Linked DNA regions of Homo sapiens: region 2 is linked to region 1. The links are chromatin loops, found by intact Hi-C in ENCODE. Cell type or tissue: GM12878. All regions are shown on one strand. Each heading gives the region's core, and the rest is flanking DNA. Links, peaks and the distances in the headings are about the cores only.

What was found. A loop is a pair of places that touch in the nucleus more often than their neighbours do. Peaks named below come from ENCODE experiments on the same cell type or tissue, not always from the same donor. Only the 100,000 strongest peaks of a DNase experiment are listed, where the experiment ranks them.
Region 2: it touches region 1 in a loop (6-fold over the local background); 13 of 110 quality-filtered maps call a loop at or near these places.

The regions. Positions count from the first base shown.
Region 1 is chr9:85,603,233-85,618,787 of GRCh38, reverse strand. All of the region lies in intron 17 of AGTPBP1 (ATP/GTP binding carboxypeptidase 1), which reads left to right. Among named protein-coding and RNA genes, the nearest start is that of AGTPBP1, 130 kb to the left of the region's middle. In GM12878, for the core only: a CTCF peak has its summit at 8,517 (motif pointing right); a DNase peak (open chromatin) is centred at 8,527; H3K27ac peaks cover 311 bases.
Region 2 is chr9:85,417,552-85,433,106 of GRCh38, reverse strand. All of the region lies in intron 2 of LOC105376121 (a long non-coding RNA gene), which reads left to right. Among named protein-coding and RNA genes, the nearest start is that of AGTPBP1, 320 kb to the left of the region's middle. RefSeq lists a silencer at 7,748-7,847 and an enhancer at 12,084-12,133. In GM12878, for the core only: a CTCF peak has its summit at 7,777 (motif pointing right); no DNase peak of the experiment used is centred there.

The DNA of each region.
Region 1 (15,555 bases), core at 3,596-11,595:
GCAAGTCCTTTAAAGTGTAATGGTTGATTTCATCCAAATTGAAGGGAACTAAAGGTTTATTATGTATACTCCGATGGCGACATCTGATTGTGTAATTTTTCTTCTTTAGCCTGTTAATATGGTATATTATGTTGATTGATTTTTGAATGTTGAATGAACCTTTTTCATTTGGAATAAACCCCACTTGGGATAAACAAATCCCAAGTGGGATTTATTTATTAAAAAAAAAAAGTGTGGAATAAACCCCACTTGGTCATTGTGTATAAATTGCTAATATTTTGTTAATGATTTTTTCATTTCTACTAAAGAGGGATATTGGTCTATAGTTGTCTTTTTGTTTGTTTGTTTGGTACTGTATCTGCTTTTGGTATCATGGTATTACTTCATGAAATGAGTTGGGAAGTGTTCCCTCCTCTTAATTTGCTGGAAGCACTTGTGTAGCATTGGTGTTAATTCTTAAACTTTGGTAGAATTCTGTAATGAAACCATCTGAATCTGGAGATTTCCTTTCTTGATAGTCTTTTAAACTAGAAATGTAATTTTTTTTTTTTTTTTGAGATGGAGTTTTGCTCTGTTACCCAAGTTGGAATGCAGTGGTGTGATTGTGGCCCACTGCAACCTCCACCTCTCAGGTTCACGTGATTCCCCTGCATCAGACCCCCAAGCACTACAGGTGCGTGCCACCACGCCTGGATAATTTTTGTACTTTTAGTAGAGATGGGGTTTCACCATGTTGGCCAGGCTGGTCTCGCACTCCTGACCTCGAGTGATCTGCCCACCTTGGCTTCCCAAAGTGCTGGGATTGCAGGTGTGAGCCAGTGCGCCCAGCTAGAAATTTAATTTCTTGAATAGTTTTAGGGCTATTCAAATTACCTCTTTTATCTTGAGTGAGTTGTGGTAGTTTGTGCTTTTTAGGAATTGGTCCATTTCTTCTAAGTTGTTAAATGTATGTGCAGGGTTGTTTGTGGTATTCTCTTACTATCCTTTTGATTTCTGCAGGGTCTGTATTGATGGTCCCTAATTAATTCCTGCTAATGATAATTTCTTCTCTTTTTTTCTTTGTCAGTCTAACTCTAGAGGTTTATTAGCTTTGGGCTGTTTCGAAGAACTAGTGTTTTGTTTCACTGGTTTTCCCTACTATTTGTCTCATGAGACCGTTTTAAAAAAAACTCTTGAGTTGTACCCACAAAAATCTTAAAAATATAGGCTCATTCAATGTTTTTGTGTTTAGTACTTTAATATATACAAAACTAAGGATTATTTGTAAGACACCCAGTAGTCAAACATTATGCCTGTGGAAAATGACATACTTGTATGAACTTAATATCAACATTTTAAAATTGAAGCATCAAGTTTCAAGTATTAATGTTATAATGGCAATCTTATTGTGTAAAAGAAAAGAATTTTTTTCTGGCATACAAGAAAACTTGCACTGGGGCTTGAGAAGAAACATATGTGTGACAAGTTACAAAATCTCCAAGGTCTCAATCATTTGTTGGAAAGATTGAAAAACTTTTAACAACTGAGACATGAAATGCTGTATCATCCATTTCATTTAAATCCTCTAAGTTATTAAAAGCATGAATATGATAATGCTATTTAAGGGGACATTTCTGAAAATTAAAGCTTTCAACAGTTGAAGAGGTTGTTCCCAATTGTCATTATTTATGTGGAAGATAAGATATTGTATACTCTAGAATTACTTCACATGTATGAAAAAAAGCTTTAGTCAGATTCATTTATTTAATGCAATAATTGTGGGATGACTAGGTAGCATAATACCTGGTTTAGTTATAAACACTTTTCTAAGATTTTTAAATGGCTTAAGTAACTAATTTTTAAGTGTTTATTCTTTTAAATATGCATATTTTGACTAAAAGTTCAGCAAGTATATTGATTTATGTGAATAGTGATAGGAATATTCTTGATGCAGTCAATTTCACATTTTGTGATTTTAAACTACTAACTATGGAATGTGATATTTCTCAGAAATATGTTAACCTTAAACTTTCAATTAACTTTAAAAATTACCTTAATTGAAACTCATTCAAAGTATATTAAAATAAGTAAAGAAACCTAGTGATTTCCCTATTTAACTTGTAATGATGCTACATAATATTTTTAGAGGAGAAAAGAACAATTAATTAAATTAATTTTATTGGTATGGTGGGTGCACCTTACGAGTAAAATATAAAGGCATATTTATTCCTGATATAATAGTCAATATAATTTTCAGAAGTGCTACAAGTAGATTGCATTTTTACTAACTATATTCACTTAAAATAGAACTCTTAACACTTTAAACTTTATTAAAAACTATAACATTTTAAATTAAAAGTATACATTTTGGAGCAATGCTTCTCTGTTTCTTAAAAAAACCTATACCTTTATGTGATAGATACAATAATTTCTCTAGTGTCATTTAAAATTTTAAAATGAATAAAATTCTGTAATTAAAACTAATTCAAAGCAGTGGGACAGATGGCTGCTTTATTTTTAAATTTCCTCTCCTTCTTCCCCCTTCTCCTTTGGATATTCTTGTATGTATATCACACTTTCCAAACTCACTATGTAGTGAATTTGGAAAACAGAATGGTGTTAAGAAAAAAATAAAACCATTGACAATGCATCATCCAGAGATAATCACTTTCACATTTGTTGCTTCTTACCAGCCTTTTTTATAATGCAGTGTATGATTTCTACTTACATATAGTTATGCATTTATTTTTTAAAAAAGAAGACTCATAACCAATGCAATTTCATGTTCTGTATTTTAATCAAATTTATGTTATCAGCATTTTTTTCTGGTTATTAAATATTCCTGTGAAACATAGTTTTAAGAGACATCCAGTGGAAGTACTGTAATTTATTTATCCAAACCTTTCTTTGTAAGACAGTTGTTTCTGATTACTTTCTATTTTAAATATTGCCGAGATAAACATTATTATACATAGATATTTGTATTTATAATTCATAGAAGTATCTGTATGCCAGGTACACGTGCATGTTTTTCTGATGATAAAACAGTAGATATTTAATGTGAGAAAGTAAGTAAATTAAAAACAGTTTAAAGGAAAAACTTTAGAAAGGGAGCATCCAAAAAAAACCATTGTTTAACATTTTGTTATCTGTTCTTAAACTTATTCACATTCACATACATAATTTTAAAATTAAGTTTTACTCTTTTACAGATTTGGGATTATAGTATGAAAGCTCATGTGTAACACTACATTTTTTTAAAACTGTACAATAATTTGTAAAAAAACTTTCCCCATGCCCATTAAATATTATTCAGCAGCATCATTAGTAATGTCTGTGTAATATTCTATTGAGTAAGGTACAATAAATGAATGATAACAGATTGAAGATTTAAGTCTTTCTCCACATTTCAAAATTATAAGCTGTCTTGCAGTAGATACCCTTAATTATTTGTTTACATATATGTTTCTGATTATTGCCATGAATTCCTAGAAGTTGGATTTCTCAAAGAGAATGAACATATGTTGCTGAAGACTAGGGAAAATGGGTACTACAGTGCTGGTGAAGTATTAAATTAGTTCAGCCTTTTTGAAGTGCATTTGATAGTATGTTTTTGGTGTTTATATTTAACAGCATCCATCCGGATTTATTTTGGTATTTTCTGTGAATTGGGATTTAACTTAATCCTATTCTTAGTGGTTAAGTAGCTACAACTAAATTCATTCGTTCTCCAAAGAGTTTTAAAGTGTCGTTGATGAATTTATTGAATTGTTAGACATTTCACATTTACAACTGCATACCTGAGCCACGAATGAACGAAAGGTACGAAATACCGTTCAGAAGCCGTTAAACATTGTTGCTCTGTTTTGGCTGTTACAGACAATGGTCAGGTTAGTAAAAACAGATTAGAACCTGATTGATAAAATGCCACCATAACTTGCTTATAATTCCTCACTTTTTGAATTTGAATTCAATTATTTTGACCTCTTAGACACATGTCCCCATTGGTTTGAAACACTGCAGTTCTCATAATCTATGGTCCTACATACACACTAATTATGTTTGGGGGTTTCTTGTTGATCTAGTACCACTGTGTTTCTAATTTATTTTGACTTTAAAATATAGTCTAACATCCTGTAGTTATTTTCAAATACGATATACAGACTTTTCTACCTATTTTTTCTGAATAGTTTATTCTGAATATGATTCACAATAATTTTATCAAATACCAAAAATTTCCATTGGATTAAATTTGTGGAATAGTTTGGGAGAGGCATAATATTTTATATCCAGTCTTACTACTAAGGCACGTGATGTTTTGTTTTGTTGATTCAAGTTTTTTTATGCCTTCACCTATGTTTTTTAGTTTTCTTATTGTTTTATATTTCTGTTTACCTTTGTTTCTGTTGTGAAAGAGTACTCCTATTTTCAAACATTACTTCTATTAAGAAAGCTACTGATTTTTATATATTTACTTGAAAATCAACCTTCTTGCTGAACTTTTTATTAGTTGTTACAGTTTCTGAGTTGGTACTTTGGATTTTCTTGATACCTAGAATTTCTGTGATTCATAGCTATATTGTGTGTCTTTCATTGTTTTTGAATAGAATTTTAACAATGTTTAAATTAAAGGGGTACACTGGGCATCCTTGTATTTTATTTTAACTTCAATGGGAATGTTGCTAGTGTTTACATTAAGCATATCCTTGTTTTGAGATACATATTTTTCTATTTCTAAAAATAAAAATAAAGAATTTCTTTTTTTAAAAAATCAGATTTAAGAATTTTTTTGCATTTATCAATGAATGTAATGTGACCATATAGTCTATAACCTTTGGATGTGTTATATTATGTTAATAATATTCATGTTATTAAGCCACCCTTGGATTTTAGGAATAGGTCAGCTTGGCTGTGTGAATTGATCTTTTATGATACAGCTATTTTTGATTTGTTAAAATTTTGTTTAAAGGTTTTACATCATAAGTTAGACAAGTCAGTTTCTTTTTCGAGAACTATCTTTGTCTAGTTTTGGAAGGAGGCTGATCTTACTTTGAACACTTAAATGTAAAGGCTTTTATTTTTGCACCCTATGTTCTGGAGCAGTTTAAATAACATATGTTTTAATGAAATTTGCAAAAAATGTGCCTCTAAAACTGTCTGATTCTGTACCCTTTAATTGGGTGAGAGGGGGTGCTTTTGGACTTTTTCAGAGTTTTCTATAACTCAGTCTAGACTAGTTTTTTATTTTTTGTTGAGGGAGTCTTGATAATTTGTATTATATATTTTTATGTCAGTGACATTTAGATTTTAAAAATTCAGTAGCAGAAATTTGTGTGCTATCTGCAATATGTATATTTGCTTATTCTCTGGATTAGTTTTTTCCAATTTTTTGGTACTTAAAACTTATTTTGTTGTTTTATAATTTTAAAAAGCTGGTTTATTCATTATTTCTATTGGAATTTTTTATACTTATTAATTTCTCTCTTTACCTCTCTGCAGGCTGATTTTTTTTTCTTTTTCTAACTTCTGGTATGTTTACCTAAATTTATTTTTGTCTGTTGATCAAAGTATTTAAGTTTCAAATTTTCTCTTGATTACAACTTCTGTATTTCCCTTTCAAATTTTAATATTAAGATCTCCTTGTTATTTTTTATATTACTTGTATGTAATGTGGTATCCTTTAGATTAGAATTATTTAGGCAAGAGTTTACATTTTAGTTGGTTGTATTATTTTTGTGAAGACTTTTCTCATTCTTTCAAATTTTAATCCATTTTGTTCACTGATGTGGAATTTATGATTTGCAGTAATTTTTTGTGGCTTAATATCTGGTCAGTTTTGTGCTCATGGGCACTTGGAAAATAATATTCATTCTTTTTAGGCAACATAATGTAACATACATTGTTTAGTGAGGAGAAAAAAAAAAAACCTGTTTTTCTTCCTACTACTCACACCACTTCCCACACTTCTGTGCCCAAATGTGTGGGGATTATTTTCTCCACACATTCCAGTTCTTCTACTCTCCAGACACCAACTGGGTGTCCTTCCTACAATTCAGTTATGATACAAACTACCTGGAGTTAGTGCAGACCTCAAGGATTAAGGACTCAGTCTCCCACGACTGCCCCTCACTACAGATGCCAGTCAAAAGTAGTGGGTCCCCAGGTTACCATACTTCTCTCTGACTTGGTTACAAACAGGGGGTCCCATAACCCTCCTCACTTTGATAATTTGCTATGGCAGCTCACAGGACTCAGGGAAACACTGAATTACGATTCACAGTTCATTATAAAGGATAGATTTAAGGATTCAGATGAACAGCCCGATGAACAGGTAGGTCCAGAAGGGTCCTGGGTACAGGAGCTTTTTTCCCCATGGAGTTGGAGTGCCCCACCCTTCTGGCATGTGGATGCATTCATCACTTGGAAGCTCTCTGAATCCCGTGTTTTGGAGATTTTTATGGAGGCTTCATCACATCGATATGATTATTAACTCAGTTTACATCTCCTTTCCTTTCCCTTGAGGATGGAGTTTGGGGCTGAAAGTTCCAAGCTTCTTATCATGACTTGGTCTTTTTGGTGACCAATCCCCATCAAAGAGTACACCAAGAGCTGCCTCATTAGAATAGAAGTTGTTTCTATCACCAGGAAGTTCTAAGAGATTTAGAAGCTCTTTGTCAGGGAGTGGGGTCAAAGACCAAATATTAGAACAAAAGATGTTTCTGGCACCTCCATTGCTTGGGAAATGACAAGGGTTTTAGGAGCTCTGAGCCAGGAACTGGGGGGTAGAGACCAATATATATAGAGAGAGATTTCTTATTATTTCATATTTGGCTGGGCATGGTGGCTTATGCCTGTAATCCCAGCACTTTGGGAGGCTGAGGTGGGTAGATCACAAGGTCAGGAGTTCGAGACCAGCCTGACCAACATGGTGAAACCCCATCTCTACTAAAAATACAAAAAATTAACCAGGCTTGGTGGCACACACCTGTAATCCCAGCTGCTCAGGAGGCTGAGGCAGGGGAATAGCTTGAACTCGGGAGGTGGAGGTTGCAGTGAGCTGAGACTGTGCTATTGCACTCCAGCCTGGGTGACATAGTGAGACTCTGTCCCCCAAAAATATATTGTTTCATATTTAATATTATACATCTATTCAACTTTCTATATCCTTGTTTATTTTTTGTCTTCTCTATCTACCTAAGACTTAAAAATACTTAATAGTCTTTCAATTATGTTGTGTTTCTGTCAAGCCTTCATTTAAAAACTTTTTTTTTCTATTTTAATACAATGTTACTTGGCACACAGAATTTTGTAAGTTTTCCATTTTCCTTTTGCATATCTCTTTAATAGTATAAAATTATCACATTTATCTCATTCAGCATCTTTTGCCTTGAATTCTGTTTTTATATTGGTTTGAATTTGCTTGATGTATGTTTGCTTTTTTTTTCATAAATAAGAGGTTGGATTTTGTTGTTTGATCATTTGTCTTTTAATAGAGGAGTTTAACCTGTTTAAAATTCTTACAATTGATGTGTTTGGGTTTTTATGCTTTCTATTTTTGTACTTCTTTATTGTTTTCTTTATTTTTTATTTAGTGTGACACTTATTTTAGCTGTGGAATCCAAAATGTAAAATGCAAAAAAAAAAAAAAAAAAAGAAAAGCCCCTAAACCACAAGATACAGATCACGAGGCATATTCTGCATTGGATTTTTCAGTCTTGCTCCATCTGCCTTAAGTTTAATAGAGATTCCTTCCAGATTCTGATGATAAGTTGTCTATTGTGAGTTTTCTTCTTATTTCCATGTATTTGTAAGTATTTAACTAGGAAGTTAGTAGAAGCTATGGGAGCTGTTTAGGTAGATGTAATATTTTATTAAACTTATCTTTAGATTTGTTAGGTCAGTACAACATAAAGCAAATCTTGGTTTGTCTTAACATTAACAGAATTAAAAGAAAGGGACCAATATTTTGGTAAACTAGAATTTAACATTGTAAGCAATTATAACTAGCAATAATTCATTTTAAGGGTGGGGGCTGATGACCAAAGAAAGTATGTGCAGTGGAAACTTCTTCATCTGGAGGTATTTATTTAATTGTCAGACATGATTGAAATGAGGAAGTAGTATCAGTTAGGAGAGTAGCTTATTGTCTGTAATTTTTTTTTTGATTGGGGCGTGCCGGTTGGGGTACTATTTAAGTGTTGGATTCTAGAAAATGTGCCCAATAGAGGTCTTGTTCTTTGGCAGTGTCCCCAAAAAGGAACAGGCTGGCAGTTGCTTCTCTTTCAAGTTGTCCTTTTCTTTGAGCTTTTTAAAAGTGATTCTATTGAATACTTAGTGGTTTTCACAAGTGAATGATCTTAAAATTAAGCAGTTTAAAAATATTTATGTTTCACACTGTATTTTCAATTGTAAAGAGAATACTGCCTTTGAAATACTGAATTTGAGAATGTGTGTCACTAAATAGTGCTGTGTCTGTTTCAATCCATCACCCCCTCTTACCCCCCCATTACTTGGAAGGGATTTGCTGAAATTACCACCAGATGGCAGTCTTGCATTTTAGTGACTTGGAGCTTCAGTACCAAGCTTCTCTTTCACTTTCTCTCCATCTTTGTTTCTCTCAGATTTCTGAGGATTTTCAACTGCCTTCTTACATAAATTGAACATGTTTGGAACCAGGCAATAAAGTACAATTTTGGAGTCTAGTCTGTAGCATTCTCACCGCTTTGCCCACGTTAGTTAATTCAAGTCTCCTCTGCCTCCCTAGAATGGATTAGTCCCCCTGACAAATGTTCCTCATACATTTTTGCCTTTTGGGGTGCTCTTTACAGTTTAATATTATTTAGGTGTGTGGCTTTCCTACATTTCCTTCTTCTCTTTGTAATTAGTGTTATACATTGAGGTACTTTGAGACTATCTAAATATCTTGTTCCTTCTCAAGCTTTTAATGTATTATCAGTATAGACTGGGTTTCCTATTTGACTCAATGAGTTATAATTTGTTGCTATCATTATTTATTTTGATATTCAAATTGTCCAGGATTTGGCCAGTGGGATACCATTAATGCTGGTGTGTGTGCCCTTTTGAGATATCCCTGTCATTCCTTATGGGTGCCCTTGCTTTTTGGCACAAGGCCCATCTTGCTTTTCTCTACCCCTGAATGAAATCTGCCATTTCTTCAAAGAGTGCCATTTTACTTTAGTAGTGAATGATGTTTAAAAACCAAGATCTGGCCGGGCGCGGTGGCTCACGTCTGTAATCCCAGCACTTTGGGAGGCCAAGGCAGGCGGATCACCAGGTCAGGAGTTTGAGACTAGCCTGGTCAACATGGTGAAACCCCGTCTCTACTAAAAATACAAAAATGAGCCTGGCACCTGCATGTAATCCCAGCTACCTGGGAGGCTGAGGCAGGAGAATCGCTTGAACCTGGGAGGTGGAGGTTGCAGTGAGCCAAGATCATGCCATTGCACTCCAGCCTGGGCAACAAGAGCGAAACTCCATCTCAAAAAAAAAAAAAAAAAGATCTGTACACTTGGTATACACATTGCTATTGGGTTATTACTGTTTACAAACTATCTCAATGAACAATTAGGGAGTATATTTAATACATACATAATATTTACACAGTAATTCACATTTGTAGTGGTTTCCATATTTGTAGGTACATATTTATGTATGTGTGTATATAATCACACAAACACACATACACTCCATGAGATTATACTTATACCTTAACTTTCGAGCAAATAACACAGGCTTTATTCTTGTTTTCTTTCCATATTTACAACTTTCTTCTCCAACAGAGATAATTTTGGGCCCCACTGTCCGTAATATATTAACTTGTTTGATCAATTCCAGTTTATGTAATAATCTCCCTGTTGTCTATTTGGACAGATGCCTTCCTCCACCCTATTGAGGGTCTGATATCCCAAATTATTCTTCCTTCCATCCTCCTGCGTGGGTTCCCTCCCTGTTTGTTTTTTTCATTTTGTTTGTAATTTCTAGTTTTAGTACACTGTGACCAGAGTTTGTAATATTTCTGTTTTGTGAAATTTGGTGTTGTTTTCCCTGTGATGTAATATATTATCAGTTTTTGTGAATGTATTGTGCTATTGAGAAGATATATTACTTATATCATCTTATATTATATCTTAATATATTATCATCAAATTCCAAGCAAAGAAGATATCTTTGCTTAAAATTTGCTGATAATATATTGTCATATATATTATCAATTTTTATGAATGTATCATGTGCTGTTGAGAAGAAGATAATAAAGAATATATCTTCTTCACATAAGAAGATATATTTTTCATCTGTATCAGGATGAGACATTTGACATTTAGATGTAAAAATTGCCACATTGATTATGTCATTTGGTTCTCTATATTTTGTTTTCTTGTTCAATTGTTCTATCTTATTCTGAGAGTGGTGTTTTGAAGACTATATCAATAGTATGTCCCTGTCGATTTCTGCTTATATCTTCTGTAGTTTCTGCCTTATGTAGGAGGTTGATCTTATCAGATGCATTGATATTAAGTATTATTATATTTTCATTATGAATTGTGACTTTGTCATTATAAAATTCCTCCTTTTTCTCATTAAATATTTTTTATTCTAAAATCTACTTTAAAGATTTCAACCCCAATTCTGTTGTTCCATCCTCTATATCTTTGCTCATTTTACTATTTATAAACAATTTAAAGTTTGTTATATTCTGTCTTCTAGTAATGCTGAAGGCCTGGGTCATGTGTGGTTTTATATGTGCTACTTATTGAATTTATTTATTTCTTCTTTGGTTGGGATGAAAAATCAAATTCTGAGACTGGAGGATAATGGCAGCCACCTGAATCTGAATCTGAAATCGCAGCTGTAATACTAGACGTGTTAGAAGCATGTATTTTTTTCTACGTAGAGTCATTGGGTGTAAATAACATGCAGCTTACGATAGATGCCTTCAGGTTTATTAGAGCTCCACTTTAAACTTTTCTTGTTCTCCTCATCTGTTAAATGAGGGTGTTAACATCAACTCCAACATTTTACAAATCTGTGATTTATAGTACATTAATGATTATGACCTAAAACACCTCATCTTTCTTTGTATTTGCACATAATATTAACCATGTTCTCAATAAAACTTTGGCCTTTACTTGGATATTATTAGGGGCTAGTGCCATTGGCACTCTGGCAATTTAATATTTTGATTATCTATATTTGAGGCAAAAAATTTACAGTTTTAAGCACACTTGTTTTACATACATGAAGGTTTATCCTTTCACTAATGAATAAATCTTGCTCAGATATAGGCTTTCCATACTATATCAGGTTGAATAGACTGGTTTATTGAGTCTGAGTTTACCTCATTTGATTGATTCTTGCTGGGGCAACTTACTTTGTCCAAATGGTTTTTGTTACAGTCAGAATATCCAAATATAGCTAACTTCACTGTGACCAGCATTTAATATGATTGTTTTAAATGTGATATGAGAATACATTGTTTTAAATGTAATGTAATAATAATTGTTTTTTATAACATTAGAACACATGAGACAAATCTAAAGTGCTATTTGACCTTAACTTGAACCTTTCACTACTTTATATAGTTAACTTTTAAAAATTGATACATAATATTTGCACATATTTATGGGGTATATGTGATATTTTGTTACATGTATAGAATGTGTCACAATCAAGTCAGGGTATTTAGGATATCCATCACCTTGATGATTTATCATTTCTGTATGTTAGGAATATTTTAAGTCCTCTCATCTAGCCATTTTGAAATATACAATATATTGTTACTGATAGTCACCCAACTCTGCTATAGAACATTAAAACATTTCTTTTCTTGAACTATATATTTACACTCATTAACCAACCTCTCTTCACCCCCCTTATCCCTCCCACACACCCTTCTCAGCTTTTGTATCTATTATTTTAATTTCTACTTCCATGAGATCAACTTTTTTACCTACCACATATGAGTGAGAACATGCAATATTTGTCTTTCTATGCCTGGTTTATTTCACTTGACATAAAGACTTCCAATTCCATCCATGTTGCTGCAAAGGACATGATTTCATTTTTTATGGCCACATTGTATTTCATTGTGTATATATATCATTTTCTATATTCATTCATCCATTGATGGATGCTGAGGTTGATTCATATCTTTGCTATTGTGAATAGTGCTACAATAAACATGGGGTGGGTGTAGGTATCCTTTCAGTATACTGATTTCCTTTACTTCGGATAAATACCCAGTAGTGGGATTGCTGGATCTTATGTTGTTTTATTTTTAGTTTTTTGAGAAATTTCTGTACTGTTTTCCATAGTGACTACACTAATTTACGTTCCCACCAACAGTATGTAAGAGTTCTCTTTTCTCCACATCCTCACTAACATCTTTTTTTTTTTTTCTCTTTTTAATAATTGCCATTTTAACTGGGGTAAGATGGTATCTCATTGTAGTTTGATTTGCATTTCCCTGATGATTAGTGATGTTGAACATTTTTTCATATGCCTGTTGGCCATTTGTATATCTTCTTTTTGAGAAATATCTATGTCCTTTGCCTACTTTTTAATGAGATTATTATGATTATTTTTTACTATTGAGTTGTTTGAGTTCCTTGTATATTTTGGATACTAATCCCTTGTCAGATAAATAGATTGTAAATATTTTCTCCCATTCGACAGGTTGTTTCTTCACCCTGTTGATTGTTTCCTTTTATTGGAGAGTTTGGTCAAGTTACATTCATTGTTATTGATAGGTAAGGACTTACTCCTGCCATTTTGTTGTTTTCCAATTGTTTTGTGGTCCTCTCTTCTTTCCCTCTTTCTTTCCTATCTTCCCTTTTGTGAAGGTGATTTTCTCAGGTGATATTTTTTAATTTCTTTTTTTATTTTCTGTGTATCTGTTGTAGGTTTTTTGAGATTACTGTGAGGCTTGCAGATAACATCTTGTAACCCATTATTTTAAACTGATGACAACATGGATTGTAAAAACAAACATTAACAAACAAGTAAAAAGGAAACTAATAAAAACTCTATACTTTAATTTGATCCCTCCTCACTTTTTGACTTTTTGTTGTTTCTATTTATATCTTATTATTCTATGCCTTGAAAAGTTTTATCATTATTTTTGATAGGTTCATCTTTTTGTCTTTCTACTCAACATATGAGTAGTTTACTCACCACGATTACAGTATTATAATATTCTGTGTATTTCTGTGTAGTTATTATTACGATTGAATTTTGTACTTTCTGATGATTTCTTATTGTTCATTAATGTCCTTTTCTTTCAGAATGAACTCCCTTTAGCATCTCTTGTAGGACAAGTATTTGATGTTGATGAATTCCCTCAGCTTTTTTTTGTCTGGGGAAGTCTTTATTTCTCCTTCATGTTTGAAGGATATTTTCAATGGATGTACTTACTATTCTAGGATCAAAGGCTTTTTTCCTTCAGTGCTTTAAATATGGCATGCCACTTTCTCCTGACCTGTAAGGTTTCTACTGAGAAGTCTGCTACCAGATATATTGGAGTTCCTTTGCATGTTATTTGTTTCTTTTCTCTTGCTGCTTTTAGGATCCTTTCTTTATCCTTGACCTTTAGGAGTTTGATTATTAAATGGCTGGAAGTAGTCTTGGGGTTAAATCTGCGTGGTGTTCTATAGCCTTCTTGTACTTGAATGTTGATATCTTTCTCTAGGTTTGGAAAGTTCTCTGGTATTATCCCTTTGAATAAACTTTTTACCTTATCTCTTCCTCTATCTCCTCTTTAAGGCCAATAACTCTTAAATTTGTACTTTTGAGGATATTGAAGTATGCCTCGATATTGTAGGCATACTTCATTTTATTCTTTTTTTTCTTTTGTCTTCTCTGTGTGTTTTCAAATAGCCTGTCTTCAGGCTCACTAATTCTTTCTTCTACTTGATCAATTCTGCCGCTGAGACACTATAATGCATTCTTCAGTATGTCAGTTGAACTTTTCAGTGCCATAATTTCTGCTTGGTTTTTAAAAATTATTTCAGTCTCTTGGTTAAATGCATCTCATAGGATTCTGAAATCCTTCTCTCTGTTCTCTTCAATTTCACTGAGCTTCCTCAAAACATCTAGTTTGAATTCTCTGTCTGAAAGATCACATATTTCTGTTTCTCCAGGATTGGTCCCTGGTGCCTTTGTTCATTTGGTGAGGTCATGTTTTCCTGGATGGTCTTGATGCTTGTGGATGTTCATTGGTGTTTGGGCATTGAAGAGCTAGGTATTTATTGTAGTCTTCAGAGTCTGGGCTTATTTGTACCCATCTTTCTTGGGAAGGGTTTCCAAATATTCAAAGGGAATTGAGTGTTGTGATCTAAATCTTTGGTCACTGCAGCCATATCTGCATTAGGGGGGACCCAAGCCTGGTAACACTGTGACTCTTGCAGACTTGTAGAGATACCACCTTTGTGGCCTTCGGTGAGATACAAGATAATTTCTTGGATTATCAGGCAGAGGCTCTTGTTCTCTTCATTTACTTTCTCCCAAACAGAGTCTGTCTCTCTGTGCTGAGTTGCCTGGAGCTAGGGGAGAGATGATTCAAGCAACCCTGTGGCCACCACCGCTGGTACTATACTGGGTCAGACACAAAGCCAGCATAGCACTGGGTCCTGCCCAAGGCCCATGGCAACCACTGCCTAGCTACTGCTGATGTGTTCACTCAAGGCCCAAGGGCTTTCCAGCCGGGCTTGTGTCCTGCCCTTTAGGGCAATGAACTTCCCTCAGCCCAGGGCAGGTTCCAGAATGCTGTACAGCATTCAGGGCCTAGAGTCGGGAATGTTAGGAATCTACTTGGTGTTCTATTCTGCTGCAGCTAAGCTGGCACCCAAACTGCAAGACAAAGTTCTTCCCACTCTTCCATCTCTTTTTTTCATGCAGAAGAGTCTTTTCCCATATCCATCACCATCCCAGGCCTGCGTTTAGTACTGCCTGGCTCCTGCCGATGTTCCCTCAAAGCACAAGGTCTCTTCAGTCAGCTTGTGGTGAATGCTGTCAGGCCTGGGTCTCTCCCTTCAGGGCAGCAGGCTCCTCTCTGGCCTGGGGCAGGTCCCGAAATGCTGTCCAGAAGCCAAGGCCTGAAATTGGGGACCCTAGGGGCCCTCTTGGTACTGTTGTCAAGCTGGTGACCAAGCTGCAAGATAAAATCCCCTTTACTCTTCTCTCTCCTTTCCTTGAGCAAAAGTATTACCTCCCTGTGGCCACCCCCTGAAGCCAGCATGGCTCTATGTCTCACCCAAGGCTTGCAGTGAGAACTGCCTGGGTACCACTGATGTTTATTCAAGGCCCAAGGGCTCTTTAGCCAGCAGGTAATGAATCCTGCCAGGACTGGGTTGTTCCCTTTAAGGCAGTGGGTTCTCTTCTGGCCCAGGGTGTGTTTAGAAATGTCACCTGGGGCCTGGGGCCTGTAATGGTGGCCTCAGGACTCTGCCTGGTACCCTGTTTTACTGTGGCTGAGTTGGTATCCAAGTTACAAGACAAAGACCTTTTTACTCTCCCGTCTCCACTCTCAAGCTGAAAGAAGAAGTCTCTCCTGGACCTACA
Region 2 (15,555 bases), core at 3,359-11,358, 190 kb after region 1:
TCTTGCCAGCCACTCCTCTTGTCTTACATTTCCTTTAACACTCTAGTAAGTCTCTTTTTGGCCTAGTTCCTTATTTTGTTTGGATTGGGTTTCTGGCTGTTGTCAGCCCTGAGCTTTGAGCTGGTGATGTCTTCTCATGAGAAATTGAGAAGGACTACAGTAGGAGGTCAGCTCTTTGAAGGTAAGGGTAGGGTTCTAACTACTCTGTCATTCCCATAACACAGCTGTGTGTTCCACGAAAGTGAGGTGGTGTTTTTTTGGGTGGCACAGTCCAAGGTCCTCAGAATAGCTCAGGCCACAGAGAAACTTCCTGGTTTCATGTAGTTGAACCAAGACTTGGAGATGACCTCATTTGTGTCACCTGGCAAAAAGGATTGTGAAAGCAGAGTCAAAGTATGAAAGATATGGGTGGAGACTGCTGGTCGCTCCCTAGTTTGCACTTCACCTTCTTCTAGAACCCCTGACTTTAAGCTGGGAACATGGTTGCCCATTATGAAGACTTCGTTTTCCAGTCTCCCTTATTGCTAAGTTGGTCATGTTCCTATGTTCAGGTCCATGGGATATGAACAGAATTGTTGTATGGAAGCTCCTAAAAGCATTCTTTGAAAGGCAGGAAGCTTGCACTCTCCACCGTCCCCACCTCCTTGCCTTTGTCCCTTCTCCATTGTACTTGCTGGAATGCAGTTGGAAGAGCCAGTACTCTAGCTGCTGTTGGTGGACCATGAGGTTGAGCCCAGGCCATGAATGTGTCAGAGTGGTGCTGTCTACCTCTGGAATGTTACTTGATAGAGAAACACTTTTTAATTTCACTTTAGCCATTGGTTTTTCAGGTTTCTATTGCAGCCATACCTAATTTTAACTGATAGCAGACACTGGGCAGAGAACACTCTCCTGCTTCCAGAGGCTATGGGCATTCCATGGGAGCTGTAGTAGGGGAAGAGTGTAAAGGTAATATTCTTCTGCGGATGTGTCTTTGGCTTTTAAAGATTATTAACTCTGGACAGTAGGTTGATTATGGTCATGGATTAAACAAAACATTCTCTATTCTTCTCACTCACTTCCTGCTTTTTAGAGGGCAACTGGATGAACTTTTCAGATATTTGAATAGCTTTGGTGATTTTGTTGACTCAGTGCCCTTAACATACACGGCCATACTCTATGCTGCTTGGCTTCAGTTTTAATGACCATGACTCATTTTAAAAAGGGAAAGCTCTTCAGAAAAGAGGCTTCCCAAACTGCCCAGGCTTCCTTATAAGTGAATCAACACAGAAGTGCTCAGTCCATCAAAATAATGTACAACCTCAATAAAATGCAGTGAAAACAAACACTGTAAAATTCCACAAATGAAAGATATTATTGTAGTTATTATTATAATAATGACAGGACATTCCTGTTCTTTTTAATGTCTACTATGGGGTTACTGATAAAATCACTCAACCTGAAAATGGGTGGTTTGATTTTTAAATAAAGGGTGATTTTCTTCCAAAGCTGGTTTGGCTGAGTTCCTCAGATAGTCCAGCTGTGTGCAACAAACTTTACAGTTTGCCAAAGACACATTCCCTTCGTCTTTGTTACTTTTGTTTAATCCTCACAGCAATCTTTAATCACAAAAGAACAGAGGTTCAGAAAGCTTAAGAAACCTGTTCCAAGTCCTGTGGCTGAGATGGCCAGGATTCCATCCAGACTTTGAATCTGGGAATGTCAGGGAAGGAAGGAGAGGGATGGAGGAGACCTTGCGAATTTCCCTGGGGTTGGGCACTTGTGCAACCCACCTTGGACGATGGATTCAGTCCATCGGGTGCTGGGGAACGAGAAGGAGCCCATTTCAGTCTGAAGCTGTGCTTGTGCCTTGCTTGCCTGGACACACCCTCCCCTGTCAGGGTCGCAGTCCTGACCCACCTCTGACATCCTGGCACATCTGTAGAACTTGCAGGAACAGCCCCTTCAAGCAGCTGAAGTGCAGCCGCCTCTTAGCGGATGGTGGTTAATAATAGGCTTTGTTCTCTAGGTTCTTCTATTTTCAGCTACCGAATACAATTTATAAAGAAAAAAAATACACACCACCATCCCCCCACCCCTTATCAGATCTCTTATAATTATAGAATAAGGTGCCTGCGAACTCCCAGGGAGCTGGTTTCCATGGCAATGACAAGCTATTATATTCTAAAGGCCAAGCTAGAACTCCACCCCCTCGTCCTCGCCACTGCTGTGCGTCTTGTTATTGCAGTGTTCCAAAATAAACTTGCTGCCTAATCGTAAATCCCATATAATTAGAGATGAGCTAATCGTTACCCCGCTACCTTTGTGCGGCCCACTCATCATGCTAGCAGTTTCTAGAACAGCGATGCTGACGGACTGTTTGATGTCAGAATAGACCTTCCTCCTCCAGGAACTGGGTGCAGCATCTATCCATGTATGGCTCAGGACCCTTTCACCGGAAAAGGCCTGACTTACGGGACCTGCCCAGGGTGCTTCAGCAAACGAGAGGGGCTGCTTAGGTAGCGACTGACCACGAGATCTGTGGCTCTCTCCAGCTCTCCATTAAGGATGGGCAGAGAAATCTCCCTGGAGTCGCATAGAGCTCTCCCTCTCACGCTTTATGGTTACCTGCTGGGAGCAGCATCAGGGCAGCAGATGTGACACTGGGAGGAAAGGCATTTGTCACCTCCCTTCTTCTCATTTCTTTTTTACTTATTTATTTATTTTTTTGAGACAGAGTCTCACTCTGTTGCCCAGGCTGGAGTGCAGTGGCACAATCTCGGCTCACTGCAATTTCCCCTTCTAGGGCCCAAGCGATTCTCCTGCCTCAGCCTCCCGAGTAGCTGGGATTACAGGCACCCACTACCACGCCTGGCTAATTTTTTGCATTTTTAGTAGAAACGGGGTTTCACCATGTTGGCCAGGCTGGTCTTGAACTCCTGACCTCGTGATTCGCCCACCTCGGCCTCCCAAAGCGCTGGGATTACAGGCGTGAGCCACCGCACCAGTCCTCTTCCTCCCATTTCTTGCTCTGCCTCCTGCTCCTCCTCTGTAGACTGGAGGTGCGTTTTAGCACATGTTTTGTCTGGCTTGTGTAGTTTTCATCCGCCAGGGATCATTGTCCTGTTTTCAGCAGGTGGAGTCCCCAGCAGGCTTGCATTCAGTGCAGGGGTCCTTAGGAAATCCATCCTCCTGGAAACAGACGATCTGTGAAAAAGGGAACAGGATAATTTCAGATAAGCGCTGGAGGGAAACCCAAATAGGGGTGATGCTTAGAATGTGTTTGGCGTGTGAGGGGCTTGCTTCCTCTAATATCTGAGCAGAGACCTGGAAGACAAAAAGGCTGATTATAGCTTACCTGTTCAGGGGTCCCATTTGCTTCATTTCACTGAAATGCCCCTCATGCACAACCAGGTTTGCAGTGGGATTTTAATGGTGCCCTGGCTCTGGTTAATTTCATCTGTGCTGGCTCCCTTCCTTTGGCTCCTCCAGGTCCACTCTGGGCCATTCTTCTTCTGGGTCTCTACCTCAGATCTTTAGAAGCACCAGCGGGTCTCTGCTAACTGCTTGGTCTTAGCTGGTGCAAGGCACTAGCAGGAGACTGGAGAATGGTGGAGAGTGGCAAGCAGTCAGCTTATGCCTTGACTTGGCTTACTTCCTGCGGGCTCTCTGTGGAGTGGCTGCTGCCCTCTACAAAGGCCATGGGGGCTACCAGGTGGCCCTCTCTAGAGACCTACCCTCTCTGAGTCCTGGTACTCGCTCTCTCCCCTTGTCCCTTTAGGCTTAGGGGGGACAACAGCTTCTGACTGTTGCTAGCCCAAGGATGCCTTTGCCATCCCATGTGGGTGTGGTTTCGTTCCACCTGCTATCACTCTTGCAGACAGTGCCTTTATTAAACCCTGCGCTCATCCCAGGTCGAGTGTGCTCTCCTCTTCCTTCCCAGGCCCTGACTGAGTCCGTTTCCCTCCCCCACCGACACCAGCTTTCTCTGTGTCTTTTCTCTCACTGTGCACCCTCTTTGCTTTCCTTTCTTCCCTCTGCCTCATTTAATCCTACTCATTCAATGTCCAGCTTCAGTCTCATGTCCTCTCACCCACTTCCTGTCTCCACACTCCTGCTTTCCTAAGAATCAGCCCCCTATAGCTTAGCAGTCACTTCCCTGTTATCCTATAGGTTCCTGTCTGTTGATTTAATTTCCCCAGCTAGACTTTAACCTTCTGCAAGGACGGGGACCACAACAAGGTGCTCTTCTGTCTGTGACTCAAGAAGCACTGGGGGCACCTTACCTGCTGGAGAACGTCTCCCTTGTTGGCCGTGTGTCTACTGCTGTCTGGGCCCAGTCTCAAACTGCATGGGTTGCCAGGCTGTGAATATCAGGACAGGGGAACACATTTAGCTGTTTCATCTAGGTGTTCTGATGGGTGGGATCTTGGCAAAATAGCACTACACGGGGATCATATATTTTTTCCTATTTTCTAAGTCATGGTAGGTAATTCCAAAGACCTTGTTCACTTTCCTCAGAATAGTAATGGTAACAAAAGCATAAAAGCTGTTTAGGAAAATACACGGCAGATCCTGTCCACACAGAAAGGAGCAATTAATAAAGAGGAGAATGGGCGACCTGGAAATCCCCATAATGAAAGTTTGTTTAGGAACTAGATACTAAGTGCAACAGGGGCGTGAAAGCGAATAAATGCTTCCCCAAGAGATCCTAGCAACCAGCAGTGGGATCACAGGAAGGGCCGACATCCTAGATTTTTAAACTCTTTAGAATCCCAGGAGACATAAATCAAATAAGCAGATTTGTTGCTTCTTTCAACTGAGAAAAAAACATGGTTGATTTTTTTAAAGTGCTGCTAGAGAATAATGTATTGAAAAAGCAAGAATCGTAGTGTTGCCCAGGAGATTAAAATCAGGGGAGGAAAAACAAAAGGCAAAAACCCCAAAATTCAACCAGATCAACAAGGAGCATAGCTTCCCAACATGCAAATCCAGACCGATTTTTAAAAATTAATCGTCACAATTGTCTGTTAATTGTACCTTTGCCAGTTGATTACGGTATTTCTTAAACAACATCCCACTACTAAGCAGCTTTGCAACACTTGATCCTCTTCTGATACCTGTTCTGTGCTTAGGATATCGAAAGCGAAGTGGGATTAATTCTGGCCTCTGGCAGCTGGGGTAATTTAAGGCTTCACTGGAGTGGGACAGGTCACCGCAGGTTGAGCTATAAAAGCTGCCTCCAGTGTAACTTTGCTCGGGGTAACACACTGCAAAGTGCTTGGATTTTTTTTTATCGAGATTAAAAATGATCTCTTGCTGATATTTTCATTTATTACAGGAAGGCAATTTGTTAGGTGGGCTTTCAGAGGAGAAGATGTTGTTCCGATGATTTTTCTGGATTTACTTCCATGTGGTAGCGGAGAGGAAGGCAGAACTGATTTGGGACCTTCCTGATAGGGTGCAGCAACTCTCCCACTTCAGAGCAGACCAGCACTCGGTTCTGGCCTCCAGAGTCTCCCCTGTGCCAACAGAGGTCCTTGGGCGGGCAGCCATATCCAGCAGCCATGGAAGGAGCCATCAGGAGCAGAACATGGGCCAGCAAAGGATGGTGCACAGTGGGCTGGTGTTCTTAGCCAAAATGGTGCTTATATCTCAAAACTCTAGTGTTTCCACTGGAGAGGGTTGGAGCAGAGGAAGAGGTAAAAATGGCGAATGGTGTGGGTCAGCCTCAGACAATCAGAGAGCTGATAGGACATCGTCTCTGGGGTTCGCTGGAAGGACTTGGAGTTGGGGTACGTTATGAGTTGGCTGAGGCCCATGTTAGCAGATGGGGCAGGAGCCAGAGAAATATGGGTGGCAGAGTTAGGGATCTTAGAATGGGGAGACAACTTGGCTAGTGGGGCAGCACGGGATGTGGTAATACTGAGTTTCATTTTGCTTGTTGATTTTGAAGTCACTTGAACATCTAAGTGACATGTTCTTCGTGTTCTTCATCAGGAAGGGGATGGTTGAATATTTGGAGTTTAAAAATGACATAATTCCTTTGAAAGGGGAGCTGTTTAAACACTAATCAGCCCTTTACACATTAGTATAAATAAAAAGTCTGCAAGTAAGTTTTGATAGAAAGGGAAAAATAAGGAGCCATTGTCAATGCTGATGGGAAAGTGATTATCGCAGGGGAAGAAACTCAGCCACAGCAAGAGCCTGAGGGGTCCACAGTCGGCCGCATGATACAGCCTGGGCCTGCCCTGTGGTGTCTTCTCTCCATCAGATCTATCCCTAATTTCATTCCCAAGCTGATGAGGAAACAAATCTACCCACATCTATCTCCCTTAAACTCTTATATATCACTAGAGTTCTTATTATTCCTTTTGTTTAAATATGTGATTTCTTACATTGTATTTTTATTTTTTTTATTGAGGTATGCTTTACTTATCATAAACCTTACCCATTTTAAGTGTACAACTCAATGATTTTTGGTAACTTTATTGAATTGTACAGGCATTACCAGTTTTAGAACATTTTTATTACCTCAGTAAGATCCCTCATACCACCCCGCCACAAACTTTTTTTTTGTTTAAGACAAAGCCTTGCTCTGTCACCCATGCTGGAGTGCAGTGGTGCAATCTCAGCTCACTGCAACCTCTGCCTCCCGGGTTCAAGCGATTCATCTGCCTCAAACTCCCTAGTAGCTGGGACTACAAGCACGCGCGACCACGCCCAGCTAATTTTTATATTTTTAGTAGACACAGGGTTTCACCATATTGGCCAGGCTGGGCTCAAACTCCTGCCCTCGTGATCTGCCCGCCTTGGCCTCCCAAAGTGCTGGGATTACAGGTGTGAGCCACCGCGTCCAGCCCCTCATACCCTTTTAATGTTCATCGTCATTCCTGGCAGTACCTCTGTTGTGGAAAGTGGGATTACAAGACATGTTCCAGTTTCTTCAGAGAGGTGAGTATTGGAGAAGATTGTCCTTGAGTTCTGGCACTGGGAGGCTATGAGTCCTAATCCCAGCTCTGCTTAGTATTAGTGAGTTTATTCAATCACTCTGGACTTCAGTTGTTCACTTGAAAAATGTAATCAATAATATCTACCCTGCAGGGTTGTTCAGATGATTAGAGATAAGGTATGTGAAGAGCCTGCCACATAGTTCAGTGAAATTATGAAATTATTTCATTACAAATACACAGATGCTTGTAAACAATAGGAATTGATTGGATGCAGAGACTGAATTTTGAGGTCTATTATTTTACTATTTTGTAATTTAATCAGTGGAATGGGGTAGGAAGAAGGAGAAAATACAATTTATTTGTAATAGATATTGGCTGCTTTAAAAAATCAAATGCATTTAAAAAACAATTCCTTTTGATTTACACTGCTCAATTTTCCCCTCTTAAAACTACACAGAGATTTTCTTTCCAAAGAGCTTTTCCAAATGGCTTGACTCCCCTGACCTCCCCCAACCTCAACCCTGTCTTCTACAGTTTTTTTCTTGCTTTCTTCTGAAATAGATTTGAAAAAACAAGACCCTGACTGCAGCTTTTCAGAGCCCGGTAGTGATTTTCTCTTCTGGTATGAAATTTAAGACCCATAAAATGCAGTTGCCATTTCCTGTGGATGTTCCGCTTCTGTGTTCCGATTTGATATTTATTGCCACATGAGTCAAGATCACAATAAGTTGCTCCATTGCCCTGTGTTATTGATGTAGTGCCACCCGTTTACGTGGGGGAGTTCAGCTGCTGGCCGGGTGCCTGTTGCTAAGTACCTGGAAAACTAAACGTGGCCACTAGGGGGTGCCGCTCTCCCAGAGTCCTGACCCGGGTCCCCATTTGGGAAGGGAGAGAGAGCACCGGGAAGGGCTGCTCCAGCGCCCTCCATCTTCCTCCCGAGGGACCCCGCAGGTGAGGAGCACCATAGGCCCAAGCTCTTCCACCTTAGCCAATCCCCACGCTAGGGCAGCTTCCAAGCGGCCAGGGAATGAATGGGAGCTCTCTGCCACTTTGAATTGTGGGATCCCTCCATGGCTTTTTCTGGGGAAAGGCGTTTTAATCGGCTGTGCCAGAGTCACTAAACGGTGCTTGCTAAAGATATAGATTCTTGAATTTCATTCTCTAGACAAAGTGAACCAGAATCTCTGATGATGAGGTTCAGAAATCTCCATTCCCAACACTTGTTCCAGATGACCTCAGTGCACACCAAAGTTAGGACCCCGAAAAGGCAGGCCGTTTCTAAAAATGCTCCTTTTATCAGCTGCTCCCTTCTAAACCCTTCTAAACTCTTCTAAACCAAATCCAAAACCAACCAGAGGTCTTCGGAGCCACTGGAATATACCCTCCCCGGAGGTCTCTAAGTTCACCGTGAACCAATCTGTGGGGAGAGTAATGCCTCCATCTCTGCCAGCCAGCGTTCCGGGACCCTCAAGGACTACTTTGAATTTCAGAAGTGGAACTTCAGAAAAGCAGTGTTGAAAGAATCATTGGTGTTAATTAAAAGATGTAAATAATCTCTTTTAAAGAAATAGACTTGGCTGGGCGCGGTGGCTCACGCCTGTAATCCCAACACTTTGGGAGGCCGAGGCGGGTGGATCACGAGGTCAGGAGATGGAGACCATCCTGGCTAACACGGTGAAACCCCGTCTCTACTAAAAATACAAAAAAATTAGCTGGGCGTGGTGGTAAGTGCCTGTAGTCCCAGCTACTCGGGAGGCTGAGGCAGGAGAATGGCGTGAACCCAGAAGGCGGAGCTTGCAGTGAGCCGAGATCGCGCCACTGCACTCCAGCCTGGGTGACAGAGCGAGACACTGTGTCAAAAAAGCAAGCAAACAAACAAACAAAAAACTTTGTGCTGGTTTCCTAGCACTGCTGTAATAAATGCCGGCAAACTGGGTGGCCTAGAACAACAGATATTCGTTCTGTTGCAGTTGTGGAGGCCGAAAGTTGGAAATCAAGGTGTCGGTGGGACCATGCTCTCTTGAAGGCACTGGGAAAGAGTCTGCCTCATGCTTTTCTCTTAGCTTCTGGGGTTGCCCGCAATCTTGGCCTTCCTTGGTTCATGGCCGCATTTCTCTAATCTCTGCCTCCGTTGACACATGGCGTTCTTCTCCTGGGTGTCATTTTCTTCTTCTCTTTTTGTAACACAGCCATAATGACCCTAATGGCTCACCCTAATGACTCATCTTAGCGCCATTACATCTGCAAAGACCTTATTTCCAAATAAGGTGGGTGGCATATATTCTTGGGGGACAACATTGAAGCCATAACAGTCCTATCATTTCCTACAAGTGATCTATCATCCTTTTAAGTCTCCAAACCCACTGAGTAGCAAGGAAAAAATAAATTTAGTCCAGTCCAATAAACTCAGCCCAATCCAATAATTTAAATAGTCTATTCATTCTCTACAGGCATGACTAAGATACATGCTCAGTCTTTCTTATTTCCTCCCCCTTTTCTTTATATCTCCACAAAATGAGAGCTAGAGGTTTAGAGGGCTGGGTTTCTATGACTTCATGATTGTAGAGGAAGGGGCTGACTCACTCTGTCCTTGGATCCTGGCTGGTCTCTGCTGCAGGATGACAGCCCCAGTTTGTTCTGGAAATCATTTCCACTGAAGAAAGACTGGTCCCATTTAACATTTTGGGATTATATGCTAGTGTCTTCCTCTGGAGTCCCCCGGGATCTTGGCCATCAGTCCCTGAAATTTAGAAATCATTTTTTCATCCCAAAGACTGGCGTTCAGGTGATTATTTTATTAAAGGAACCAGGAAAACGGCTTTGAGGTGCAACATTGGTCAATGACCTCTTTGTTTCTGGTAGCAGTCAACCTTCCCTCCTGGAGGAAATGACCCTCATTGTATAGTTTTCTCTTTGCATGAAAACAAGATACAAGGGCAAATAAAAACCATGTGGTCTATGAGTTAGCTTCTGCTGTGTAACAAAGTATCTCAGAGCTCAATGGCTTAAGCAGAGAGTGGCAAACTGTGGCCTGCAGTATGTTTCTGTAGGACCCACAAGCTGAGAATGGTTTTACATGTTTAAAGCGTTTGGAAAACAAAATAAGATATGCAACAGAGACCATACCAAATATTTAGTAAGTCTAAAATATTTACTATTTGGCCCTTGATAGAAAAAGTTTGATTACCCTGGCTTAAAACAAAAAGCGTTTCTTATTGCGCCCAAGTCTCTGGGTTCTTCAGCTCCTGGATGGTCTCCTTCATGCATCTGAGGCTAGCTGTGGGTCAGGCAGGCAGCTTGGCTGATCTTGGCTGACTTTTCTCACATGTTTAGAGGTTGTTGGCTGTAGGTTGATCTAGGATGGCCTTGGCTGAGGCAAATGAGCTCTTGTCTCTGAGCTCTCTCCTCTTTCCCCAGGCTAGCCCAGCCTTGTTAACACAGTGGAGGTAGCATTCCAAAAAAGAGCAGAAATGAGCAAGATCTCTGAGGTCAGACTTGGATTTGACACACCTTCATTCTGCCACATTGTATTGGCCAGAGATCCCAGCCCAGATCTCAGGGTGGGGAAATAGACTCCATCTCTTGATAGGAGGAGCAGCAAAGTCACATGATAAAGAATGTGGGTGTGGGGAGTGGTGAAGAATTGAGGTCATTTTTAGTATCAGTCTGCCTCATATGGGTAATTTTCTAAACATTACCCCAGTAGCAAAAAAGAGAATTTTATTTATTAATATTTCCTCCAAATATTCCTTATGATCTTAAAATCCACATGTGTAGAAGCAATTTTGATGTGATTTAGAGCACATTAGGAACTTTTGTGCCTTATTAATAGAACTCTTAGGTTCTAAAACCCTAGGGTTAAGATTTTAAAAATTTTACACTAGGGCTGTTTTCTTTTTCTTTCTGTAACATTTTCTCTTCCCATTTCCAGATTTCCCCACCTGAAGACATGTTAGTTTTATTTTGTCAGTTTTTAAATTAACAATAGCTACTGTATTTTCCTGTCCCTTCAGTTCATAACTTCTGAAATCTGAGGTGGTTTAGGGAGTCCTTGAGAGGTGACCCCCAATACCCACCTACCACCTCCCCCATGAAGTTGCTGTTAGCATCTCTTCTCAGGAAATTTGTTTTTTTAACTTCCACATTGGTGCCCAGGAGAACCATCTCAAATTTTATCCCAGCCAACTTCAAGATGAGTTTGCCACCAAACTTCCCTTCACCCAGTCTCCAAACCCTGTGATTCATCTTTCCCTTTGTTGGGAGCCCCATGACTTTTGCTTGATGCTGTTTTAAGAGAGGGAAATGAAGACAAACCACAAAGATCCAAATCATTGACTCTTGGAGACTGAAGGAATGTCCAGCGTTTCTCTGATACGTTGCACTCTATTGTCTTTAAGAAGTGACCGGCCAACTTCTTCCTGGCTGTCTCCGATGTCAAAGAGCTCACTACATATGAAAGAAGACAGTTTTGACCAATGTAGACTCTGCGTATAGCTCCAAGATACCCTAAGAAATATCCATGCCATGGTAGCCACAGATTTTTACAGCATGACTTAGGGGCCAGCATCTAGTTGTCAAAATAAGAAAACCAAGCAAATTGAGGGCCTGCTGAGGGATTGGTGGCTGGCTCTCACTCTGTTGGAAAAATGCTCTGCCCTTGGGCCTTCTTTCCAAATTCCAGTTGTAAAAATCAAGCCCTTTTCAAAGCTCTAAGAACAAGGCCTGGAATATAAATTCCTTGGTGGTTTTCTTAAAGGGCTGGTGGCTAGTGGAAGGAAGTGGGTATGCAGAGGACAGACACCTGGGTTTGTTTAGCCTCCTGTATTCTGTTGTAGGGGGCAGGAGGGAGAAGCTGGGGCTGGGGGAAGGAGAAAGCTTTGTTCATTGAGAGGCCTGTGCACATGGAGCGGGCTATCCAAAATTGTGTGGGGCCTGGTGGGTGTGAAAAATTTTTTTCAGGGTTGTTATATGTAACAAATTGCATATTACCAATCCAACCTGCCAATGTCCAATCTCCCCTTCTTCTTTAAGAACAGAACCCCATTTTGTTGGGGGAAGCTCTGGGCCTAGCTAAGCATGATCGCTGTCTCAGACTCCCTCACAGCTGATGGTGGCCATGTAATACAGCTCAGGCTGATGAAATGTGAGAGGACATCTGCAAAATGAAAGCAAAAGCTTTCTTCTTACAGGTTCTGCCCCCTTTTCCTTTCCTCTTACTTCTTTCTGCCTGTCATGTGAATGTGAGGCCAGGGGATGCAGCGTCTCCGTCTCTATGGCAACTGCAAAGCAACAAGCATGGATGGAAGTCCATACCCTTGGGATTTACCCCCTGGGAAGCTGCACCAGCTCGGGACTGCATTCCTGGGCTTCTGCTGTGTGAAAAATAAACCCCCAGTGTTTAAGAAACATGGGTTGAGTTTTTCTGTTACTTTTGGCCCAGCATAGTTCTTACTGATTGTTGTGGTCTGTTTTGTGCTGCTATAACAGACTATCTGAGACTGGATAATTTTTAATAAGTAGGAATTTATTTGCTAACTATTCTGGAGGCTGAGAAATTTGATATCAAGGTGCTGGTATCTGGCAAGGGCCTTCTTGTCTCATGGCAGAAGGCGGGAGAGCAAAGAGAGAGAGCTGCTCTAAAATGCCTTTTAATTAAGGCGTTAAATCATTAAACGCACACTGAGGGTGGAACCCTCATGGCCTAATCACTTCTTTTTTTTTTTTTTTTTTGAGATGGAATCTTGCTCTGTGATCTCTGCTCACTGCAACCTCCGCCTCCCAGGTTCAAGCAGTTCTCCTGCCTCAGCCTCCCAAGTAGCTGGGACTACAGGTGCACACTGCCACGCCTGGCTAATTTGTTGTGTTTTAGTAGAGATGGGGTTTCACCGTGTTGTCCAGGCTAGTCGTGAACTCCTGAGCTCAGACAATCTGCCCACCTTGGCCTCCCAAAGTGCTAGGATTACAGGCGTGAGCCACCGCACCCGGCCCTAATCACTTCTTAAAGAGCCCACCTCCCCTTACTCTTACATTGCAATTAAATTTCAGCATGAGTTTTGGAGGGGTCAAATATTCAACCCATAACACTAATGTAGAGCACACACTATGCAACATGGCTTCTGTTTTTTTTTTCTTTCTGAGATAGGGTCTTACTTTGTTGCCCAGGCTGGAGTGCAGTGGTGCAATCATAGATCACTGCAGCCTCAAACTCCAAGGCTGATCCTCCCCACTCAGCCTCCTATGTAGCTGGGACTAGAGACAAGTGCCACCACATCCAGCTATTTTTTGTTGTTGCACTTGTAGAGACAGCATCTTTGTATGTTGCCCAGGCTGGTCTCAAATTCCTGGGCTCAAGTGATTCTCCCAACTTGCCTCCCAAAGTGCTGGGATTACAGACGTGAGCCACTGAATCTGACCCAATGTTGCTTCTTGAATGCTCTTGCCTCTTAGCTTGATACCTGAGACTAAAGTGTTAACATCAGGCCTGGGTGACTTGAGAGGCAGACTTTTTTCCCCAGTGCTGTTCTGTGGAAATGGCAGTTAAAACAAATGAGGGATGTTGTGTCTGTGAAGTCTCTGACCTGGGAGACTTCATCCGGGCTGGATGAGCTCTGAGTTGGCATGTGGGCCTGGGGCCTGCTGATCAGCATGGTATGAAAGATTGGTGGGAAATTGGGGTGGCTGTGCTGCTCTGTGTCGGATGACCCCCACCCTTTGGCTCTCATCCACACCAGCTGTTCATGTCCCATGTGGGTGAGGAGGTAAAAGAAGCTGCATCCTTGGGTAGCTGCTGGGCTTCTCATGAGCTGGGAATGCTACATCTGCTGTATCTCCAGTTCTGTGGCCTTCCATAAGGCTAAGTCAACATGGGAGAAGATGAAAGCTTATTTGCATCTTGTGAGCCTGCTTGCCAACTCAGACCCTTAACAACTTCTGTGCCAGACCCAAAAGATTTTATCCACACTACTTAGCAACATTTTATTCTCCCATCTGCAATAATTATTTTCTTACCCGTGTATATGGTCTCTTTGTGTTGCCTCAAATACGTATATATTTTATATACATATACATTATGGGTTCAGATGTAAATAATTTCTATAAATACAACTAAAAAGCTTTTCTCATCAGTGGCAATGGCTGCCTCTTAGAACCTCAAATGCTAGTCTCCAGGAGGAGTTGATGGTCACCCTCTCTGCAGTGGGCTGAGAGGTAGCTCTGAGGAATGAAAAGAGCATGGGCTTTGAAACCAGGGAAACCTGAAGTGAAATCCAGATGCTACCACTAGGCTTTGAGGTCTTGGGGGATTTGTTTACCTTCCTGAGCCTCAGTTCCCTTATTTGTATATTGGGAATAAGTCTCTGTGCAGAATACATGAGATAATATAGATATGATGTCAAACCTCATCCTGACCCAGGCCTAGCTACAGCCTCCCCGCATTGTTAGTTTCCTTCCTTCTTTTGAGCCTGTAACAACAGCAATAACAACATCTGTGTCATGCCTTTCTGCTTACAGTGCAGTGGGGGTTAAGTGCGTAGACTCTGAAGTCAGACCACCGGGTTCGAATCCTTGTTCTGCACTTCGGGAGCTGAGTGACTTTGGGCAATTGCTTGACCTTCTTCATGGCTCATTGGCTTCGTTTGTAGATGGGCATGGTAACAGGAATGCTTCAGAGGGTTGTTGTGAAGGTTACAGAAGGTGAAGGTAGAGTGGTTTGCATAGTACCTGGCACATAATTAGGACTCAGGTTTTGTCCCCTGGTGAGTAGCACCCGTGGTTGGCAGAGCTGGGGCTCGAAGCCAGGCCTCCAGGCATGGAACTGTTTCTATGCTCGGCACCATTCTTGGCACTAGGAATACGAAGCAAGAGTGAAACGCAGCTTCTGCTAATGATTGCAAGAAGCTCAGGGTCTGCAATGGGTGTTCGGGAAATAAGAATATTGAGGTAGATTTGTAGTTCTTTAACCAGCCACCCTTCTCCCCCATCCACTTGGATTTTACTCTCCCTAAGAGCAGGGAAGGTGCCCCTGAACCTGAGTAGGTGGCTGCCTATGGCCAGGTGGTAGAAGCCAGAGGCAAATCCCTCAGATCCGACTTGCTGTTTTCCATCTCTGTCACATCTATTATGTTCTTGTGAGGTTCTTTCCCTCACAGATTTATGTAACTTATCACCACAGTCACGTCTGTGTGTTTTGTTGATGCCATTTAAATTCTGTTACTATTTAATACCAAGAACATCTAAAAAGAACATTTTGAGGGACTTGAAAAATCCAATTGGTCTCTTGGTAATTTGATTTGTAGGAAATAGGAGAAGATAGTATTCCGAATAGAGTGCTTTTAAATGAATCATCATTGCTTTCTCGTACAGGCAATGGATGGGCTGAGATTGGGAGCCCTGTTAATCTTTCATTAGGTGGGAGATGCAGTCTGTGCTGGTTAGGAAAGGCTCAGCTGTGTGGCAGAAAATCCAAAATAACAGTGGCTTAAGCAAGATGGATTCTGTTTGTTTTTCAGGGGAAAGAAGTGTGGAGGAGAGAGTTCGTAGCTGACAGGTGGCTTTGCAGAATCCCGAGGAGCCAGTCTCCTTTCCTGTCCTTGTTCTGCCATCCTTAGAACATGGTTTCTTCCTT